Regions from separate parts of the Mus musculus genome. Here region 2 is linked to region 1. Evidence: chromatin loops called from intact Hi-C (ENCODE). Cell type or tissue: left cerebral cortex. All regions are shown on one strand. Links, peaks and the distances in the headings refer to the core of each region. The heading gives the core; the rest is flanking DNA.

Evidence for each region. Hi-C counts contacts between places; a loop is a spot of excess contacts. Peaks named below come from ENCODE experiments on the same cell type or tissue, not always from the same donor. Only the 100,000 strongest peaks of a DNase experiment are listed, where the experiment ranks them.
Region 2: it touches region 1 in a loop (2.2-fold over the local background); 3 of 42 quality-filtered maps call a loop at or near these places.

The regions. Positions count from the first base shown.
Region 1 is chr10:117,564,972-117,576,653 of GRCm38, reverse strand. No RefSeq gene overlaps it. Among named protein-coding and RNA genes, the nearest start is that of Gm32235, 12 kb to the right of the region's middle. In left cerebral cortex, for the core only: no CTCF peak of the experiment used is centred there; DNase peaks (open chromatin) are centred at 4,411 and 4,942; H3K4me3 peaks cover 809 bases; H3K27ac peaks cover 216 bases.
Region 2 is chr10:117,622,620-117,634,301 of GRCm38, reverse strand. Cpm (carboxypeptidase M) reads right to left here and starts at 4,802. Exons shown (of 9, transcript NM_027468.1): 1 at 4,775-4,802; 2 at 4,419-4,581. The coding sequence starts at 4,578. In left cerebral cortex, for the core only: a CTCF peak has its summit at 3,101 (motif pointing right); DNase peaks (open chromatin) are centred at 4,895 and 5,093; H3K4me3 peaks cover 1,495 bases.

The DNA of each region.
Region 1 (11,682 bases), core at 1,883-9,882:
AGTGTAACGTTGAATTGTTCCTTTTCAGCGAGCTATGCAAGTCCTCATCTGCAGAAGCAGGGACATTCTATAAGTTATTTGAATCAATACAACACTCAAGGCCCTGGCCACAGGAGACTCTCCGTGCATGTTTATAAGGCAGTAATTCCTCTTCCCTTATTTTGAAAGTATAAGAACACAGTAGCCATCAAAACGCTGCTTTCATGTGGGTGTTTGGAATTCAACTTAGTGGACCTTTAACTACTTGTCCTGTTTGAGACTGGGAATGATTTAGTGATGATTATTATAATCCTTTAGTGCCAGGCCCTGGGATCAGGGAAGTCCCCACCATAAATGTCTGACATGACCCTCCCTGGGTACACAAGATGGGCACCGTTTTTATTATCCAAGATACAGTCTTTATTACTCAGGAACTGCGCTTCATTGTGTAGACAAAAGAGGTGAGGCTGGAAGAGCTGAGGAACTTACGTGAGGTCACACTGGAGAATCCTGGCACCAGAAGCAAACTGCTTGGTCTGGTCGGTACAGCGACTGCAGCCCCACAGGAGCAGAGCCCAGCACGCTGGGGATCATTGGTTTCCTGAAGCAACTGAAATTCGTTCTGATGGACTTTTGCATGTGTGTATGGGGAATTAATCCTTTTTCACGACAGTGGAAATAACGTGCAGTTTCAGGAAATGCAGAGTTAGGACAAAGCTGGTTTGCTCTCGAGGGAAAGGACAATTGGTGAGGCATGGGCATATGGGAGAAAAGCGAGGAAAGTGACCTTCTATGGCGGCCCAGAGCTAAATTCTGATGGGAGTCTTTTATGGTGTTTGCAGATTAAGGTGCAGGCTACACCCTCTCTTTGTCTCCCACTGACTCTCTCAATGTTGACATTGTTCCCTGGGGCGTTGTGATGCCTTTGCAGGAAGCACATGCCAGTGCCGTGCATTGTTGACTGAGCTGTTCTCATGACAGATGAACCAGGTCCTGTCTTCTCCTGTTTTCCTTTCCCACCCTTCTACAACTCGCTCCCTTACATCTACAGACTTTTGCCTTATTAATTCAGTATCCGCCTTTCCTCAGGATCCTCAGAAGAGACCGGCATCTCAGATCCCTAAAATCCTTTATGGAGATGTTCATATTTGCATATCACATGATCACTTTCAGTCTACAGAATCCTCCCATATACTTTATTATTATAATGTACTATATAGGATATCCCATATACTTTATTATTATATGTACTATGTCAATATTACATTATATTAATATAATATCAATAATATTGTCGACTAATTATTAATTAATTATTAATATTGATATAATAATAATATATTACTATATAATATAAAATATATAATAATAATATTTTACAGTGTCTCTGTAGTCTTGTAGCCCCAGGTGGCTGAAAACTTAGCAGGTAGGTAAAAATAGCCTTGACTTCTTGTCCTCCTGGCTCCATCTCCTAAGTATGAGTACTGCAGCCTTCATCAGCCTCATGCTCGGTTTCACCCGTGTGCTTTGAATTGCCTCTAGATTACTGGGGACACATAATGAATGACACCGTAAATGGCATGTAACTACTTGTCATTTACTATGCTGAATTCTTCAGGAAATAAGTTTAGGTTTTCCAAAGGTTTATTTTATTTTGTGTATGTACTGGCTGGTTTGTGTGTCAACTTGACACAGGTTGGAGTTATCACAGAGAAAAGAGCTTCAGTTGAGGAAATGCCTCCATAAGATCCAGCTGTAAGGCAGTTTCTCAAAGTGATCAAGGATGGGAGGGCCCCTTGTGGGTGGTGCCATCCCTGGGCTGGTGGTCCTGGGTTCTATAAGAAAGCAAGCTGAGCAAGCCAGGGGAACAAGCCATTAAGTAACTTCCCTCCAGGCCTCTGCATCAGCTCCTGCTTCCTGCCCTGTGTGAGTTCCAGTCCTGACTTCCTTTGGTAATGAACAGCAGTGTGGAAGTGTAAGCTGAATAAACCCTTTCCTCCCCAACTTGCTTCTTGGTTATGATGTTTGTGCAGGAGTAGAAACCCTGACTATGACAATGTGTATGGTCATTTTGCCTGCATGTATATGTCTGTACACTTCTGGTAGATGGGTGGGATGCCTGTGGTGGTCAGAAGGTGGTGTTAGATCCCCTTTGACTGGAGTTAGAGGTTGTTGTGAGTTACAAAGTGGGTGCTGGGAATCGAACCCAGATCTGCTGGAAAAGCAGCTGGTGTTCTTAACCACTGAGCCGTTTTTCTAGTCCCAGGAAATAGTTGTAAAAAGATTTTATTTTATTTTATTTTTTATTTTTTTTGAGAGAGAGATTGTGCTGAGGGGATGGCTTATCATCAGACCCAAGAACCTCAGTTTGATGCCCACCACGTGCGCAAAGGCTAGGCGCAGCAGTGTGTGCTTGTAGTTCTGGTCCTGGGGAAGTGACGAGAAGTGTCCTTAGCACTTCCTGTTCAGCCAGTCTACACCAACTCCAGGCTCAGCAAGAGACCCTTATACAAAACCTCAGGAAGACAGAGATAGAAGGAGAGACTCAGCATTGATCTCTGGCTCCCATATGTATATGTATATGCTTATGCACACACCTATGCATATACCCATGAATATGTATATATGTGCATGCCACACACTCAAATGTTGTGTGTGTGGTAATAAGAAAGAAAAGAAAGGCCGGGCATGGTGGCGCACGCCTTTAATTCCAGCACTCGGGAGGCAGAGGCAGGTGGATTTCTGAATTTGAGGCCAGCCTGGTCTACAGAGTGAGTTCCAGGACAGCCAGGGCTACACAGAGAAACCCTGTCTCGAAAAACCACCAACCAACCAAACAAACAAACAAACAAACAAACAAAAAAAAAACAAAAAAAAAACAAAAAAAAAAAAAAAGAAAAGAAAAAGAAAAGAAATGAAAGGGAAAACAAAACAAAACAAAAGACATCTGTCAGGGCTAGAGAGGCAGAGTGTGAACAGACAGATCAGAGACCATAATAACTAATAGAAACCCAGGCTGTGTGAATGAGAACAGGAGACAGGAGCTCGTAAGGGACCGGGCCCTCGGTTCTTCATCTTTGACCTGAAGCCAGCGATGTGTTTGGTGCTGTCTTGGTCAGAGTCTGGAAATGTCAGAAGTGTTTAAGGGCTCTGCTTCCTAGTGGTTTTTGTTTCTTGTTTTTTTTTTTTTTTTTTGTTTTTGTTTTTTTTTTTTTGTTAGTTTTCTTCTTATACACAGCTCCCTGGAGGCCGTTTGAGAGAGAGGTAGTCCCGAAAACTCTAGTACAGACAAAAGAGGAGCATGGATACGTTGTGGGTGAGCAACCAAACTGCCAGCTCACCCCTCCCCCGCACCCCCCTCCCACCATGCTTCAGCCCAGACAGGGACACTGACTGACCCTCAGTGGCAACCATTTTCTCAGCACCTGCCTTTCCTATACAGGACCTCTGCCCTCTTCCTACTTCTTAAGCTGCCACATACACTCACTTAATACACTCCTTTCTAAAACCTCACCCTCACATTATCCATGGAACCCGTTCTTTGAGCTCAAGAGACAAAGGACTCAGAAGCCTCCAGCAGGGGGTGGGGGTACTACAGTGGCTGCTGGCTTCCTGGGACTCCAGCCCCCCAGGTTATTCTCACCTTAGATGAAAAGGTATCTGCTGTATGTAAGAACCCTGATTTCCGTCTTGTAAAGTAGTAAGCGTGACCGAGGCATTTGAGCAGAGTAATATGGCAGCAGGAGACTGGTGGCTGGAATAAATTCGTGCGTTGTGGTAGTAAATGAAAAAAAGTAGCTAGCCCTGTGCAGATCAGCAGAGGTTCGAGGCCCGAAGGAGGAAAGAATGTGTGTGTGTGTGTGTGTGTGTGTGTGTGTGTTACTGTTACAGCTTCTAATAACATCTGCACATGAGGTCCCATATCTGAGGAGTCTACCCTGGACCTTCCTAATGTTCTTGTGTCTGGGTCGCTATTCTTGTGGCCCCCAAAAGAAATGTCGATGGTTCCCGCCTTCCTCTGCAAACTCACAAAAGGCTGTCAGGCTGCTGTACAATGCAAGTAATAAGTGTTCTGTGTACCCTTTCTTTTTTTTTTTTTTTCCTCTGTAGTAGAAGCTGAAGCCACAGAACCTATTTTTTTCCATTTCTGCCATTCCTAAAGCAATCTTCTTGCACAAGTCTGAACTAGACTCCACCTGATGCCTGCTGTGGGTCTGCCTCCCCATCCTTTCTCCGACAATAGTTATGGGCTCTCCTGATAGCTGAAGCTAGCATGACAGTCCATTAATGGTACAATTAAGGGCAAATGGTTTTTCTTCCTTGCCCCTTGGAAAAAACGTTCATACCCCAGCTCTACTGTGGATTCATCAGCTTCTAAAGTCAAAGGGAGAGCTTTGCGCGGGTGTTTCATTTCCATAGCTCTGGCAATTGCACTGAATTAGTCATCCCTGGTTCCCGAAGGCTGGAATCCTGCCTGGGAACCTCAGGGAGAAAAGCTCAAAGGATGCTCCTTCCTGGTGTAGCATTCAGTCCTAAATGCTATGACTCTCATTCATTCCTTAATGATGGTGCAAACGAGTTGAATCTTTCCCACAGCAGATTTGAACTTTGCAAACACCATTAAACAAACCCATTACCTTGATGAATTCCAGCCAACAGATAAGCCCTATCAGGTAAGTGCTTTGCCTACAGCATTAAAGAACTAATTCCTAACTTAAAATACAATGGCTCGACCCCACCCCGCCCACCCCCTTTTAGGTAGTTTGTTAAAGATTTTCACTTCGGTAGGTGGGGAACCTGGTTCTTTTCGCTGTTTGCCTTTGAGCCTGCTTCCCTAGTCACCTTTGCTCGCAAGCAAGCAAGCCTGGAGCGCTTAACTTAGCTCCAGAAATGGAGCATCGCTAAGCGTCTACGGCCGCCACCAAACCCAGCTGCTTGAAATGTTCGCACAGCTGCTTTTCGAGCCGAGTGCAAACCCTTCCTGCTGTTCAAGGAGAAAGTGCTGACTGTGAGCCAGCTCCTAATGCAGCCACTTTTATGCCTTTTACCACCAGCTCGGATTTCAGTAGAAGGAAACTCGAGTTCGGGCATCTGGGAGCAAATGTGAAAGTCCACCTCTGGTTCTGCAACTGCTCCGCTGCAGAGTTCACAACCTGCTTCGCCTTTGGCTCTGACTCATAGGGAACCCCCAGGAGAGCCATATGTGCCCAGGTTCCTGCTAGGCGAACGATTGCCTCCCCTCCCCGCCTTCTCCGTCCTGAATGATTGGATATTTGGTAGTCTCTGGGCTCAGAGCAAATCCGTCCTGATGGGAGGCTGGTTTCACCCTGGGACCCAGAGACGGAAAAACAAAGGTGGTTAATGCAGAAAGGAGAGCTGAAGAGACTCGCACTGCCCCACCAAAAAGCTGGTGCAGAGCGAGGTGGATTGAAGGCTCGGAGTGCAAACCCAAGTGCAAGCCCAAAGACTTTGGTCCTTTCCAGCCCACGCTCTGACCAGCCCGGTGCTTCTTTAACATCCTGCCTTGAAGTGTTTGATGCAAATGCGATTGCCTCCAGGCAATCTAATAGAGACATCTGCCAAATGTGTAATTATATTTTAAAATAGCTGTGTATGTGAGGGTAGGACGATTTCTGCCCTTTTCTCTCTGTCCTCACTCTCCTGTGTTCAAAAAGAACAGGAGGAGGAGGAGGAGGAGGGGGGAGGGGAGGGGCAGGGGAAGGGGAGGGGAGGAAGAGGGAGAGGGGGAGAAACATTTAAGCTTTTGCCCTGGGAGTGAATTTCATCAACTCATTGCTGTGCCACTAGATCCAAACGCTGTCACTCAAAACAAAACTTTAGTGAGTGGCCATAACTCAAAAGGAAAATGTCTTTTCTGACAAATTTTCACATGGCAGGTGATAGATAATTCAGGAAGGAAGACACACTCTCAGATTTCAGTGGTTGGTTTGTTTGTTTTTCATAATTTCCACTTTCTTTTTGGAGTTTTATCATTCACTGAGTGTTCTCCACTAGTAAAGCAATTCTGGCCAACAAATAAATATTCAAGATTTTTTTTTTTAAAGAATACTGTATAAAAGCAATGATGCTTTCCAAGTCAGTGGTTCCTAGGCATTGGTTGCATCAAGGTCCTCTAGGATGTCTCAGCCTCCGACACCACAGGGCATCTTAAGTCAAGCACGTTGCTGTCTGACCTCTGTGGGGTCACACAAACTGCTAGCTCAAGTCACTAGTGCCAGTGTTGGACTGTGGTATTCCTCTCTCTGGGCAGCCCTCCAGTGAGTCGCCATCTCACGGAGCACTGTGTCCTGTAGTCACACTTTTACACAGGTGCCTGTAAGAACTGTTTCCCTGGGTGTTCCTTCTTCCTTGCTGAAAGGGCCGTATCTTGTAATATTTTTGCATAAATAAATTTGTCTTGCCTTTCTCTCTTTGATCTGGCTTCCTTTAAAGAGATGGCAGCCTGAGCCCTCTGATAGTTGAGGAAAAGATATCCCTTTTCTTTTAACGGGTGCCCAAAATGCCACCCCCCCCCCCCGCCCCTTAATGCTCAACACACTTAAGAGGGTGGCCAAGAGGTGCAAGGTCTCAGAAGTTATGGTTCTTGGAGTATTTAAAAGACTTGGGGCTTTCTAACCTTTAAACTGGTCTTGGAGAGTGGGATTAATAATTCAAATAATGCCCCCGTGTGATTCAGTGCTACTCTTAGGGATAGATGTTGAAAACTCTAAGTCCACAAGGATATCCTTTCAATCACCCCAATTTAATGCCTGATTCTCTTAGGCTGTTTAGTTCTTTTCTAAATAAGCTAGAAACAGGAAAAGGGTGAGTCCCATAAAGCTCTCACTCAATAAAGTTGGTGCCATTGGGGACTGAAACACAGAAGGCGTGGATTGTGACCCACTGACCCACTGATACATTTGCAACTCAAGCATGGTCACATGACCCACGGATACATTTGTAACTTAAGCATGGTCACATGACCCACGGATACACTTGTATCTCAAGCATAGTCACATGACCGGAAGCCACAGGCAGCCTGGAAGTCCATCCCTTCAGAAGAGGATTAGTAGGGAGGTCTGAGGAGACCTCTAGGGGAGTGCAAGGCAGGATGGCTGGGAGAGCCAGTGTCGGGTCAGACGATGCAGAGGCTGTACTGCTCACTGGGCTCTTGGGGACTGTGAAGAGATACTCTGCTGATCTCTCTGTAGAAGAGCGAGCGCTCTGCTAGGCAAGGCTTCTTTTCTCCAAGGAGGCATCCCCTGGAGCTCAGAAAAGGATCTCTCAGAGGAAGGGCATCCTGTTTTCACCCTCGATCTTCTCGGAGACAAGCCAAAAGGACCAGAACTTCTCTTCCTAAAGTGAGCCACAGGAACAAGACCCTCCATCCAAAAAGCCAAGGGCTAAAATGTACCCATTACTCTAGGTTCCCTGCTTTCCCATGTTGGTCACAAAGAAATTCTTTGGTCGACCTTGTCTGAATGTAGGTCCCATGTCACAGAAAGGGTCTAGCCTAGTCCCATGATGAGGGTTAAAGAAAGCTCCCCAAGGAAGTAGTTGACCCCCCCCCCCCGCAACTCAAAACCACCTTTACACCCCATGAGAAACCCAGAAACGGTTAAAGAATGCAGTCTTTTTGTTGTTGGTATTGCTGCTCTGAACTCTTTAGAGATGAAGATCTCATGTAGTCCATGCTGGCCGTGAACTTCTGATGCCCTTGCCTCTACCTCCTGAGTTCTGGGACTACAGCTTGCACCTGGCCTTTGGAGGGGCGGGGGTTGTCATTTTGAAAGCCTTACTTTGTGGGATTCAGGGATGGGAGTATGTAGCTGGGGACAAGGTCTTCGCAGACCCGAAGACCTAGCTTAGACGTTTCTTCCACTGTTTGGACACCATCTGTCCATTCTGAGAGGGGTGAGATTCTTCCTAGACCAGAAAAAGGAACTGGGGGGTTGTCTAGTCATGGGGCTGCTTATCAAATGACAAAGTGGAGAATCTGTAAGCCGAAGCGACTGAGTGACCGATGACCACGTGATGACCTTTGCAACCACATGCCAAGATACCAACCAGCTTCAAACTGGATGGTGGATCAGAGTTAAGTCTCCCATCCTCTAATGAAGGTGAGACAAGCCATTGGTCTCAAACTCCACTGGGCATTAAAATTAACCTGAGAGACTGTGGGAGCTCCACCCCCGGAGTTTCCAATCCCAATCTAGCAGGCTTGGTAGGTTGAGGAGGAACTTGGGGATCTTATGTTTCTGTGAAGTTTCTAGGGATGGGGATGCTACTGGTCCAAGAGACTTTCCCAGCCACGGCTGTAGACTGTGTGATGAGCCAGATAAAAGCCTACATGGGCCGAGCATGCAGCTGCTCTGAACATCTTGAAACCCGTGGAGTGCATTTGAAGCCAACAGAGTGAGGAGCAGGAACATCCTTTTTAAAGTTGCTCCACAGCTAGAAGTAGACCCTGGAAAGATAAAGATTCCATCAGACCTGAGATGGGGCTGGGACAGCTGGCCCACACCTCTCCTTAAGGCACACTAGTCAGGCAAGAACTAAGAACTTCCTAGATATGAGCCAGGTGGCACTCAGGAGACAGAGGCAGGTGGATCTCTGGGAGTTCAAGACCACTTTGCTGTATGTATGGAGTTCCAGGACAGCCAGAGCTATAGAGTGAGACCCAGTCCCCAGGCAACCAACCAACAGTCCAACCATCCAAACAAACCCAAACTGAAGAAGTAGGAACACAGAACAATGTGCAACAGATCAAAATGAGAATGAACTTGACACAGACGTGAGCTGCTAACAGCCCAAGCTTTGCCTTTTGTTTTGTTGTTTTAATCATTGACCTAGTAATGACTATGTCTAATGCTCCTAAGACGAAGACAATCATGGCCAAGGTGAGCATGCACGCAGTGTGTTTGAAGAGCGAAGGGGGTGTGGGTGGGAGACTTCCTAATTTTCCACTCAGTTCTGGCAAATGAATAAATAAATAAGCAAGCATCCTTTTCTGAAAGTGGTGGGGCAAGCAGAAAGAGTTAGATGGACTAGTGGGCTTTGAGGCGGATTGTAGAAACTAAAATCCTCCTCCTCCTTTCTGTCTTGGTGTTGGCACAAAGACACTATCTTGTCTGGTAATGGGTCATAAAACATCCACTGCAGAAGAGATACCTGGGAGGAGGCGGCGGCACAGTGAAGCCAAGAAGAATCCAGACAGACAGGCCTCTCTGTGTTTCCTACTCAGTCTGGTAGCTTCGGAACAGGCCTTTGTGCCCATCTCATTTCTGCATGGTTGGCTGTACTTCCATCATGCTTATGTAATGAAGTCTCCAGTAAACCCCTGGAGAAGAGAGTCTGGAGAGTGTCAAGGTGGCCTTGAACACGTGGAGGTTCCTGGAGGGTCTGAGGGCAAAGGAGGTGTGAATACCCCACACCCAGCATACCACACCCACGCCTCTCTCTCTATCCCATTACTTGTCATACCCTTTAGAGTAAACAGTAAATATAAATGCTTTTCTGAGTCCTGGGAGCCTCTGGAGAAAGTTAGATAAATCTAAGCAGAGGGTTAGGCATGCGTTTATTATGATGGGCGTCTGGAGCCGGGCTGGAGGTTTGCCTACAGGATGTGACACCGGGCACATAGACTTGGAATTGAATGGATTTAATGGCATCTAAGTGCTGTCTTTGGCAGCATGGCTTGCCTGTATGGCATAGGGACTCTTTCCCCAAACATGCAGTGTTGGTGTCTGGAGCAGCCTATGAGTGTGCTGTGAGAGAACAGTGGTAGACCCCGAGGCCAGGTTTGTTTAGGAAGAGCAATACTTAGATAACCCCATTGAAAAAAAACCAGTCTTTGGGATTATTTTATTTAGCTTTTTAGAGTAAAAGTCGGGCAAATAGGTGAAATTAGAGATACTTACCTTTTAAAATAAGTGAAATTATGCCCTTAATAAATAGAGGTTTTAATCATAAGATAGACCCTACAAAATGAGAATTTCCTTTAAAAGCCTATGGAAAATATGAATGCTATTACCTAAGTTTTAATTAAAAGGTAAAATTACAACCATCACTCAGATCCGCTATGAACATTAAAGGTTCTCCTAATTCATCTAATGAATCAGAATGATAACAAGCATTTTGAGAAGAGTACACAGCAGGCTGGAGAGATAGAGCAATGGTTTATAGCACCTGCTGTTCTGGCAGAGGTCAGGGTTCTCAGCACCCTCATGGAAGCTCGCAATGGGCTGTAACTCCAGTTCTAGGGCATCTATCGCCCTCTTCTGGCTACCTCCAGTACTGCAGACATGTGGTGTATAAACATATACTCAATGAAAAATTCCAGACACATAAAACAAAAATAAATACATCTTAAAATGAAAAAAAAAAATGCAGAGCAGATCAGAAATGTTGAAATTAATTTTAAATAGATACAAAGCTGGACTTTGATTTTTCTGTCATTGGGTAGAATTTATTTGCATATCCATGGATGAAAAATTATTTGTATCTTTAAATTTTTTTCCAAAACTTACAGTCATAGAAGCCTAGAGAAACACAGTGTATTCCCTGTAAATCAGATAAAGTCCCTGTGAATCTGATGGCCCCAGCGCTGGGCTAAGAGAATTGCCAGCTGTTCTTTAGTTTCTTAAAAGATATTTTATTTATGTGTGTCTGTCTGTCTGTCTGTCTATCTGTATCTCAAATGTGTGTAACCCATGTAGAGATCAGAGAGTTGCTTTTCTCCTTCTAACATGGCTTCTGATGACCAAACAGCTTGTCAGACTTGTGTGGCAAGTGTTTTTACCCACTGAGCCTGTCCCTGGCTCTTTCTGGCTTATTTTGCAGTTGAAATATTTCCTTATACTTGCCTCTATATTTACTATAAAAGGTAATCTCAAAGATAGGTTATGTGTGTTCACAAAAATATGCCTAGTTCTTGGAGTTTGGCCTGACCACACAGGGGTAGGCACTGTGTGTGCATTAAAGTCCGTGATACATTTGCTTCGCCAGAAGTTTCATCTAGAATCCAGTTGGGCTTTAATTACTGTCCAGAGCTGGGAAACTAGGCCCAAGAAACTCCACCAGGTTTCCCTGTGGCACCCACAGATGTAGGTCGTGCCTTGTATCTGGAGGCTGGGTCCTTTTAGGCCAGATCCTTGGACTCCTTTTCTTAGTTGTGATTATTAGCTTTTTCAGAGTGCTTGCAAATCCCAATGGAAAGAGAGTCCTTCTGGGTGTTGGCCTTCCTTCCATACCTTAGCTGAGGAACAACCCATTTCAATACTATCCAGAGGAAAGGACTTGTTGACTATTGACAATTGGCTATTGTCGCTACTGTGACAAAGTGCCACAGACTGACTTAAAGTAGCACACACTTACCACTTTATAGTTCTAGAGTTCAGGAGTCTGAAATAGAACTTAAGGGCCAGAATTAAGGGGGACGGGGTTCCACATTCCAGGGGCTCTAGAGCATGCGTCTTTCCTCTCCAGCTTCTGGGGCTGCTAATATTCCTTGGTTTCTGAACCTTTCCCCTGCCTTCAAAACCAACAGCATAGTGCTCACTTTCTCCTCTCCTCTCCTCTCCTCTCCTCTCCTCTCCTCTCCTCTCCTCTCCTCTCCTCTCCTCTCCTCTCCTTTCCTCTCCTTCCCTTTCTCCCTCCCTCCTCCTCTTCCTCTTTCTGTCACTCTCTCTTCTTTTCTCTCCC
Region 2 (11,682 bases), core at 1,972-9,971, 58 kb before region 1:
CGCGTGTGTACACATGATTCAAACTCAAGTTTGCTACTCTTCCAAACACATCCCTCCCTTCTCTTTAGAGAAGCATTTTGCCACAGCTGGCAATGGTCAGAGGGTATTGAGTTTATTTGTAAATCTTTTCTGTTATGTGCAGTGCTGTGGTGAACATCCTCACAGCTAAGACAGCAATGTCTGAGCACAGGCTTCGGAACCACGGTGCCCAAGTTTGACTTCTAGATCCTCAGCTTTGTAACTACACTCACAACTCCATCACTGTGACAGCTGAGGTAGGACCACGAGATTAGGCAAGCCTGTATACTCTATAGTAAGTTCAAGGCCAACCTGAGTTACTTTTAAAACCCTGTTTTACTGGGTGGTAGTGGTGGTACACATCTTTAATCCTAGCTAGCACACAAGAGGCAGAGGCAGGCAGATCGCTGTGAGTTTAAAGTCAGTCTGGTCTACAGAGTGAGTTCTAGCCCACCCAAGGCTACAGAGAAACACTGTCTCAAAACAAAACAAACAATCAAAAACCCTGTTTTAAAATGGGTGTGGTGGTGGTGGCACATGCTTTTAATTCCAGAACTTGGGAGGCAGAGGCAGGAGAATCTCTGTGAGTTCAAGGCCAGCCTGACACAGTGAGTTCTGTTCCAGGACAGCAAGGGCTACCCAGGACAGACAGTGAGACCCTGTCTCAAAATAACAAACAAAACAAGCAAGGGGCTGTAAAGATGGCTCAGCGGTTAAGAGTGCCAACTGCTCTTCCGAAGGGCGAAGGATGTGAATTCAAATCCCAGCAACCACATGATGGCTCACAACCACCTGTAATGAGATCTGATGCCCTCTTCTGGGGTGTCTGAAGACAGCTACAGTGAGCAAGCAGGGCCGGAGCAAGAAAAACTGTCTGAAGACAGTTACAGTATACTTATGTATAATAAAGAAATAACTCATTAAAAAAAAAACGAATGGAAAATAAACAAAACAAAACAACAAACTCCAGAGCCAAAACCCTATTTCAGGAAACCAAAACCAAACCAAAACAAAACACCCTCCTACAAAAAGAAAAAAAAAAAACAACCCACCAAGCAATAGTCCTAAACTGGTTTAGTGAGATGCAGATGGCCAAGCCTGAGAAATTAGTAATAAATACATTTGTATCTGAAGGAGGATACCTGATAGCAAGGGACAGATGAGATATGTCTGTTTGCTCAACAAATTATGCAATTCATGAACACACACACACACATACACACACATACACACACATATACACATACACACACACATACACACACACACATATACACGCATACACGTACACACACATACACACACATACACACACATACACACACACATACATACACACACACATACACACACATACATACACACACACACACACACACACACACACACACACACACACACACACATACACACACACCACTGACAGTGAATATTGTGCCCTGGTCCACTTGGTACTGCTTTTCTCGTTTTTCACCTAAGATTTTTCTACACCATGTCAACAAGTTTTAAGGATGCCTTCAAAACCTAGAGTCAAATATGGCTCATCTACTATGTCTAAATCTAGGTTAAAAGTAAATTTGTGCTCAAATGTGTAGGTTTCAATTTTTTTTTTAAGTAAAAGTTCAGGGCTGGAAAGACAGCTCACTGGTTAAGAGCACTGGCTGCTTCTCTAGAGGACCCACATCAAGTTCCCAGCACCCACGCGGAAGCTGCTATTGTTGGAACCTCAGTTCCAGGGAGATATGATGCCCTCTTTGGATTCTGTAGACAAAGCATGCATGTACACTAATGCATGTATGTAAGATATGTATCGATGGATTTATATCATCATTTATAACAGAATCAGAAAGTATTCCAACGTCCCAACATGGGGAATGACTAACAAAACACACATAATCAGAGTCTAAAACCAAGAGAATTCATCAGCTGTCTGAAATCATATTTCCTAAAAATAAATATTAAAGTAGTGTGCAGTGGGGAAGGAAGTAAAATTCATAACTGCAGTAATGGAAACATGACAGAGACTCACAAAACCCAAGGTGCACTGGTGCGCTTGCCCAATTAGCCATTATTTCCTCGTCCGGGTGAGGCTGCCCATATTAATAGCGGTAAAAAGTAAATAAAGACAACCAGGGTAAACCCCATGTGCTAAGTACACATACCTCACACCGGAGGGCAAATGTCCGGGAAAGAGCGCCATCAAGAATCACCACACCTCAGTGATCACACTAAAATTCAGGGACACCTTGGCAACCGGGTGTCAATCATAGGTGTACAGTTTGACCTACCCTGGAACCTAACGGTAGATTTGGGATTTTTTTCCCCCCTAATCCAAGTAATTACTTAGAGATGCATACACAGCACAAGTATCTGGCTGCTGGTGCCAGCTTTATTTCTTACACCACAGTCCCTTCATCCTTTAACCACTGAAGCGCATACAAGGTTAAAGATAAAGATCAAGTAAGTCTACTGGCTTCCATTCACTCTTCCCGAGGTTTGAGTTCAGGTGAGCAGGCGGCTCGCAGGCGGACAGTCTCATACATCTGTCCTAAGAACCTTGTGTTTGAAAACACAAAAGCACACGAGTCCTGTGGTACTTGGACTAACAGCATCCCATCACCTTGGTAGTTACAAAATGATTGAACAATAACAGCAAGTTAGTTGCGATGTACATTTCTTTTATATTAATTAGTATTCTTAGACCTTCTTTTTCTGTTTGTTTCTTTCGAGACAGGGTTTCTCTGTATAGCCCTGGCTGTCCTGGAACTCACTCTGTAGATCAGGCTGGCCTCGAACTCAGAAATCCCAAGTGTTGGGATTAAAGGCAGGCACCACCACTGCCTGGCTTCTTAGATCCTTTAAATTTGCTCTACTCTAGCCCTTGGATAAATTATTTTAAGAGACTCAATCTAGATGCTGATTCAAGATATAACTTTCCATATAACTAACCTCCATACTTGGGGTTTGTGGTGATCAGAGGATTTCAGATTATTTCCTTTTTTTTTTAAGATTTATTCATTAAATGTATATGAGTACACCATTGCTCTCTTCAGACACACCAGAAGAGGGCGTTGGATCCCATTACAGATGGTTATGAGCCACCATGTGGTTGCTGGGATTTGAACTCAGGACCTTCAGAAGAGCAATCAGTGCTCTTAACCGCTGAGCCATCTCTCCAGCCCTTAGATGATTTCTGACACCAACTCTGGCAATGCTGCTTCAAAATAAAGCTTCTATTACACAGTCAAAGCTGTTTTTATTGCATTTTTAATATTTCTCTGTAATACAAGAACTGAACCATGACATTAACAGTTATGAGAAGTGACTGGTTGCTTAGTAATGTGGTTATGAGACTTCCAGTCGAGTCAAGAGATCAGTGCTAAACTGCAGGTCAGAACTTTTGAACACAACTTCCACAGCTGAGCCAAACTGCATGAACTTCAGGGCTCTTTCATTCCAGGCATTAAGTTTTCTGGTAACCACTTTTGTGAGAATCAGCGTAGTAACAAAAGATTAGGAGATGATGCTAGCTGCTAAATTTATTTGCCCCACCCAAAATGATCAGGTGCAGGTCCTGGCTAAAACTTCACCCTCTATGGCTAGCAGGTTAGGTTAACGATACAATGCGGAACACAAATGAGGTCTTGAGTTTTATCTCCAGGAGCTAGCTAGCTAGATGGATGGATGGATAGAATCGCCATCTAGGTAACTCGACCAAAATTCTTAACTTCTTGGATCCCCATCTACTCTCTCCACTAAGAATATATAGTTTCAAAAGTAAAGCAGACTAAGTGATACATTTGCAAATGCTAAGGAGATCATTCGTTGTGACTTACTACCAAGCAGGTGTATCCTTCAAAAACAGCCTTTAGACATAGACCTACATTTTCTCATAACTTTAAGCTATCGGGTTAATCACATATGTGTAGAACTCGACAAAAGTATGGCACTGTCTAGTTTTAAAATGACCTGAGGAATCCGTAGTTAACAGTCACAATCAGTATGCAAGGAAGCCAACAAAAAGGGAAACTGAGGAAGATGTTTACCCTGAAAAGGAACGAAGATACACCTCTCAGATAATTACTTCCCGATCCCCAACGGCAATAAAACAGAGGACTAAGCGACAATGACTCTCTGTAGAGAAACGACAATATATATATACAGTTCCTCTTACCGCTCTCCTGATGTAACAAAATTGAAAAAACAAAACAAAAATAAAAACAAAAAATCAACCAACAAACAACAACAAACAAAAGCAGGAAACCCCTGACTGGGCAAGGTGTGCTTTACCTGCGTGGAGCGCGTTTGGAGAGCCTCACCAACAGGGGACCAGACGCTGTCGTTCAACTTACTTTTGAACGCGGGTTGAGGGTTAGGGATGTGCGCAGGAAGCCACCTACCTCTCACAGATTTCCCGATGCTGTGCAAGTGCGTGATCGAACTGTAGTTCTGAGCCACGCTCTTTAGGAACGCCTCCATCCCTTCCTGGTGGTGATATCGGAAATCCAGGGCGGCCACCACGGGCAGCAGAAGCCCCAGCCACAGGCGCGCGCGGTCCATGTCCTAGAGATGGAGGAGAAGTGAGCAGCTGGGTCCGCCACGGAGAAGCGCGGGCATCGCCAGCCCCGAGTCCTCTCCGCCCTCGGGGGCACCTGAGCTCTACGCTCCCTCCTCCGAGGAGCCAGGTGAAGGTGTTCCCACCGGAGCCCCGCAGCCCGCCCGAGTCCCCGCAGCAGCACCCTTCCGCAAACCTCACCAGTACCAGGCGCGCGTCTCCGCCCGCCGGCGAGCGCTGGGCGCTCGGGGGAGTTATAGTCCGGACAGAGGGGCGGGCCCCGGGCGACACGCCCACCAACACGCCCGCTCCGCGCCGCTCCCGCCCCGTGGGGCGGGATCTCCGCCCTAGCTCCCAGGACAACGTGCCCTGCAGGGTATTGAGGACAGCGAGCGAGCCTGGTGGGCGGTGGGGCATGACCTGTCGGAGCCCGTGTTGGACGTGGGGCCTGCCCTCCGCCACCGCGGTCCCGGGAACGCTGCGCAGATGGTGCCCACGGTGGGCGGTGGGCGGGCCACCTGGAGTCCAAGCTGGGCCAGGCTTTCAGCCCTGTGCTGCAACTGAGAAAGCCAGGGAGCTTTCAAGAGAGAACATGTGTGTGAGCCTTACGTGTGCCGAGTGTGCGGTACAGGACCATGTCCAACAAAAGTGTCTAGTAGATAGCATTTGACTGAATCAGAGTTGAGTTTGTGACCAACTCGCAGGACAAAAGCAGAGCTGCTGTCGTCGCTGCTCCGTGGTCCTCAGGCCAGTTCCGGTGCTTCTGCCTAAAATTCTGCTTTCTGGGTGGAGGGGGTGACCTGTGTTTGCATTAAAGAGAACACAGATCGTGACTGGTGAGAAGTGGGTTCGTGACAAGGGGCCATCATGTTCTAAAGGGCACCACACGCACAGTCTCTCTGTCCCATGGATTTACATACACTGTTAAAGAAACACCGGCTCCTGCAAGGGTCTGGGGCAAACAAACTCGGAAAACTACCGATTTGTTATAACACATCTTGAACAGATTCTTTTTAAATAGTGACGGCAGGGACCATCCCAAATTGAGGGGATGGAATTTTCTTCCCAGTGTACAGAAGGAGAGGGTTTTTCTTAAAAGGGTCCTTGAGGGTAGGAGAGATCACTGAGAGGATTAAGATTCTTGGGCTGCGAATCTGGCTCCCGGAATTGCAGTCTCAGAAGCCATCTAAAGGTAGAAGGAGAGACCGACTCCACTGAGTTGTTCTCTGACGGCAACAGGCACAACGTGATCCTTGCTGCACCGCGCCCCCCCCCCCGCCCGCCCCTTACATACGACTAATAAAAGAATTAATGTTTTAAAGCAGAGGTTCTCAGCCTGTGGGTGGAGACCCCCTGAGGACATAGGGACTTTCACAGGGATTTCCTGAATAACAGATATTTACTTTGCGTTTCATAAGAGTAACAAAATTACAATGAAGTCACAACGAAATGGTTTTATGGTTAGGCGGGGGGTCAGCACAAAATAGGGAAATGTATTAAAGGGTTGCAGCATTAGGAAGGTTGAGAGCCACTGTTTTAGAGGTTTAAGTGGGGAGGGACACAGTGGAGAACCTGGGGTGAAGGACTGCCTGCCCTCTCTTACAAATACAGATGGTGTAAGGTTATGAGGTCTGAGGGATCTTCAAGGTCTCCTGTGATTTCAGGCAGTAAGTCCTTCCTCTGACCCCAGGACTATGTGAATTCACTGTGCTAGGCGTACTAAGAACTATGTAAAATGGCAGTCAATCTAACGCCTTGAATAAGGTTGGTAGGCACATCGTTAGAGCCATGACGTGTTTATTAAATACACCCAGCTTAATGAATACGTCTTTAAGGAGAATTTTCTGACGATTGGGAAACCTTAACACAGCGCTTACATTTTCGGACATAGCTGTTGCTGTGCTAAATGTACTGCCACCATGGGCTTGGGAGAGCTTCTCCTTTCACTGATCATGGGTTGAAAGAGCTGAAAGGAAAGGAGAGGGGTGTGGCTTGGGGGGCAGCCACGGAGTTTATGCAGTTATTATGTGGGACAGGAAGGAGATGAGCGAAATGAAGAATTGTCTCACTAGAGATCACAGACTGCTGCAGAAGTAAACGGAAGGGGTGTCACTTCCTGGAGCACAGCAGCACATCTTAACCTGTTGGCCATGAACAACCCTTTCGCAGGGGTCTCCTATCAGATTACATTTCACAATGGTAGCAAAATTACAGTTAGGAGGTAGCAACGAAATAGTTTTATGGGTGGGAGTCACCACAATGTGAGGAACTGTATCAAGGGGTCACAGCATTGAGAAGGTTGAGGGCCACTAGTGTAGTGAGTGGCTCTGTGGCTGGAGACTGGGAGATGGTGGCTTTGTCAGTGCTGAGATGGATTGCCCACTGTATTCGGTATTCCGAGAAAACGAAGGGGTGAGAAAAAGTTGCACTTGCTGCCCTGGAGGTTGACATGTGGCAAGAAGGACTGAGTAGGGAATCAGAGGGCTGGGGTCCTGAAGGTTTAGCACTAGTGACCTTAAGTGTGATCTAAGGACAGTGATGTCACCTGGAGCATGCAAAAATTCTGGTTCTCTCATCCCATTGCAAGCCTTAATAGAGTTCCAGAGATCCGTCCTACATTCGGGTGTGAGATGCACTGCTGGGGAGGAAAAGAGGAAAAGAGGAAGAGAGGAGGAGAGGAAGAGAGGAAGAGAGGAAGAGAGGAATAGAGGAAGAGAGGAAGAAAGAGGAAGAGAGAGGAAGAGAGAGGGAGAGAGGAAGAGAGAAGAAGAGAGAGGAAGAGAGAAGAGAGGAAGAGAGGAAGAGAGAGAAGGATGCAGAATAATAAACAAGCTGGATAGAGGGGAAAACTCAGATTTATGGTTTCAGAGGCAACTTTTCTCCCCCCCCCATCTATCTATCTATCTATCTATCTATCTATCTATCTATCTATCTATCTATCTATCTATCTATCTATTCACTTTACATCCCAATTGTAGCCCCCTCCCTCCTCTCTTCACAGTCCCACCCTTACAAATCCCTTAACCTATTCTCTTCCCTTCCCTTCCCTTCCCCTCCCCTCCCCTCCCCTCCCCTTCCTTCCCTTCCCCTTCCCTTCCCTTCCCCTCCCCTCCCCTCCCCTTCCCTTCCCTTCCCTTCCCTTCCCTCCCCTTCTCTTCTCTTCTTTTCTGAGGAGGGGAAGCCCCCCTCCCCCACACCTTCAGTACCACCCTTCTCTGAGACATCCAGTAGTAGCAGGACTTAGCACATCCTTTCCCACTGAGGCCTAACCAGGTAGTCCAGTTAGGGGAAGGGGATCCAGTAGCAGGCAACAGAGCGATAGACAGCTCCCCCACCCCTGCTCCAATTGTTAGGGGACCCACATGAAGACCAATCAAGGCAACTTTTCTTATGATGAAACGATTAAAGTACCGGAAGTCTAATGGTTGACAACTTGGCATATGGATTCTGTATGAGTAAATCTGGTATAAAGTTTACAAGAAAAAAAAAAGACAAGTAAGGCGATACGGTTTGCTTATGAATGTCCGCAGAGGCTCCTGTGTTGAAGGCTTCTGTGTGTAGCAGTATTTAGAGATGGGGCTTTGGAACGCTGCTGGGATCATGATGACTGACCTCAGTAATGGACCGACCCATTGTTTGTGAATAATTTGTGGCACTATTTGGAAATGATGATAACCTGGTAGAGGAGGAGGAAGTAGGTCACTGGGCAAATGACTTTCGAGGATGTATCTTGTTTCTAGCCTTTCTGCTCACTCTCCACCTCCTGCCTCTAAAGAGGTGAGTGGCTTTGTTCTGTTCTGTTCCCATGGTGATCGGCCTCACCACAGAGTCTATGAACTGAAACCTTTGAACCTTTGAACCCAAATAAATCTTTCTACCTATAAGTTGTTTTTCTCAGATGTTTTCTCATAGCAACAAAGGCTCGTTGACATACCAGAAGACAGAACTAACAGCTCTTACAAAATCAAGAGTGGGCAACTAGACTTTAATAGGCAAGTCCTAAAGCAGCAATGCAAACAGCCAGTAAACAGAGTGAATGTTACCAATGAGGCTAGCAAAGAGTTACATATTTAAAGGGAAAGGTAATGCTTTGTTCTGCCAATCAGTGGGCAGGATTTTAAAAAGATTGGCAATTGCCAGCAAATGGATAGGACCTGGAGACAGGGTGTGTATGTTCTTTCAGTAAACAGTTATACTTGTGTGGGGGGGGGGGGGAGGGGGCGGGGGAGACTTGGGGGGGGGAGGGGGTGGGTAGGTGTGGGGGAGGGGGCTGCCAGAGAAAAGACAACAAAGTCTCCAGTGAGCCACTTCTACTCTAAAGGGAATTTTAAAATGTGTCGGATTTACTGTGAACCTTAGAGTTTCCAAATCAGTGTTGTTTTCGAGTCAGGAAACAGTGAATAATACCTAACCGTTTAACACAAGCAGCATCAGCGACTCTCAGGGGCATTATTTCCTTCACAGTACCTGGAGCCATTTTTGATGCTTATGATTTGGGGTAAGTGTTCCTGGCATCTAACCCTGAGGCCGTGGGCATGGAGGGGTTGCTGCTAAAGACTCTCTAGCAGTGCTTCAACCTTCCTGATGTTTTGACCCTTTAATGCAGTTCCTCGTGTTGGGGTGACCCCAACCATAAAATTATTTTGTTGCTACTTCATAACTGTCATTTTGTTGCTGTCATTAATTGCAATGTAAATACCTGTGTATCCCAACGGTCAGTCTTAGATGAGCCCTGTGTAAGGATTGCTCGACACCCCCAAAGGGGTTGTGGCCCAAAGGTTGAGAAGAGCTGCTCTATGGTAAACAGCATTGCCAGCCTCAGCAAAGAACCATCCAGCTGGAAATGCCAATCGTACTAGGGTTGAAGCATCCTAAGTCAGGTGAAGAATATCACCACTCTGCAAGTTATTTTTTGGGCATAATAATGAGGATATAGTTTTGACTTACTAACTTGGGAAGGCAGAGCATTCAGTGGGAAAAGGCAAATGATAAAAGTAGAACAAGGTAGGAACTTAGGAGGTACAACAGATAATAAACCAGTCCTAGCAAATGCTGAATGGTTTTCAAGCAAGCCGAATTGTAGCCCTTGGGTTGCTGTGTCTGTCTTTGTTGTGCTTTGCTGCAAGCCCCTCTATCTACTGAGCCACCTCATTGGCCATTTAAAAAAAAAAAGAAAGATATATTTTCTGAACAACTATTTTTCTCAACAAAATGTTACTTTTTTTAATGAAAAGAAGGGATTTTTTTTCTCCATGGAATCAAAGCAGAAAGTACAGAAGCTCTGGAGATGAACAGATCTGAATGAAGATGACATCTAAATGTCACTGGCGTGAGTCACAGGACTGGAGAGGAAGTAAAAGGTCACTGGAAAAGTGGGAGAGTAAGGAACTGAAAAACTAAGGTGTTGGAGAGTTCATGTTGAGGACATTGAGGCCCCGGAAATAGCAGCAGGAATTGGAGCAGAGAAAAAAGCCACAGCCAGGGGCTAAACAGCCCAGCGGATGCTGACAAGAATGAGAAGAACAATGTGGATAGACTTTGTGACTTCCTTCCCTCCCTCCCTCCCTCCCTCCCTCCCTCCCTCCCTCCCTCCCTCCCTCCCTCCCTCCCTCTCTCCCTCCCTCCCTCTGTCCCTCCCTCCCTCCCTCCCTCCTGCCCTCCCTCTCTCCCTCCCTTTCTTCCTTCACTTTATATTTAATTATTTTGTGGTGTGTGTAGTGTGTGTGTGTGTGTGTGTGTGTGTGTGTGTAGTGTGTGTATGTATAGTGCGTGTATGTGTGTAGGTGTGTATGTGTATGTAAGTGTATGTGTGTGTGGTGTATGTGTAGGTGTAGATGTGTGTATAGGTATGTAGGTTTGTATATGTGTGTGTATGTGTAGGTGTGTGTGTGTGTGTGTGTGTGTGTGTGTGTGTGTGTAAAGATTTACATATGCAGCCAGGCAGTGGTGGCACACACCTTTAATCCCAGCACTTGGGAGGCAGAGGCAGCAGGACTTCTGAGTTTGAGGCCAGCCTGGTCTACAGAGTGAGTTCCAGGTTTACACATGCAGAGTTCAGAGGACAATTGCAGGAGTCAGTTTCAGTTATTCCATTAATCAAGTAGTTTCTGGGGACTGAACTCAGGTCATTGGGTTTGGTGACAAGCTCCTTTGCCTCACTGGTGATCTTTTACAGTTTTCTCAAAAGTGTCACAAGAAAATATAGCTAAAAACAAATAGGGATGCTTCTGAAGTGTTCCCTTGCTCTGAGGCAACCATTGTGAATACATGTAGATAGTAATCAGGGATCAAGGAGGACACTTCAGCTAGAATTTCATTACCACACACAGAATAGCACTTGGTGTTCTTGGAGCACATCATTAATTTCCTTAATATGGAATTTTTAGATAAAGGAGTACATACATTTTAAAGATGTAAAATATTTGAGACAAATTTTATTCCTTTAAAATAGCAACTCATTTTCAAACAGTGAAAGGCCGGGGCTAGAGAGAGAGAGGGCTCACTACTCTATCAGAGCCTGGGTCCCAGCACCCACACTGGGTGGCTTACAAATGCCTGTCTCCAGCTCTGCTACATCCACTCCAGTAGTGACCAGCCTGACGGGCTGAAAAGCCTGGGCGCTGTCCCGAGGCGAAAAGTTCACGGAAACTTAGTCTCCTGGAATCGTGACATCCTGTATAACGAATGCTTCAATGTCCTTGCTTTAGTTGGTAAACGGATCTGTGTGCTTTCCCTTAATATTGCTTTATTACAAGTGCTCCTAAGGATTGATATTTTGACATATAGCTAAGTTAGATTCTAGGCAGTCCTTGATCCGACCTTGGGCATGGATAGCTAAATCATTGCCCTACACAGAAATTTACCATTATCTAGGAAGAAGGAAGTTTGTGACCTAAGGGGGAACCAGAGTAGACACTTAGAACAATAGATAGCTGAGTTACATCCATATACAAGTATTTACAATGGTCTAGGGAGAAGGTGGACTATACAATAGACTAGAGTAGGAACTATGGCAAGGGCACGAAGCACTTGCCCCTGGCTTCTAAGATTAAGTGGACCTTAGGTGGAGCTGTTTTGATCCCAGTTGTTATCATTGAATTTTAAATCCA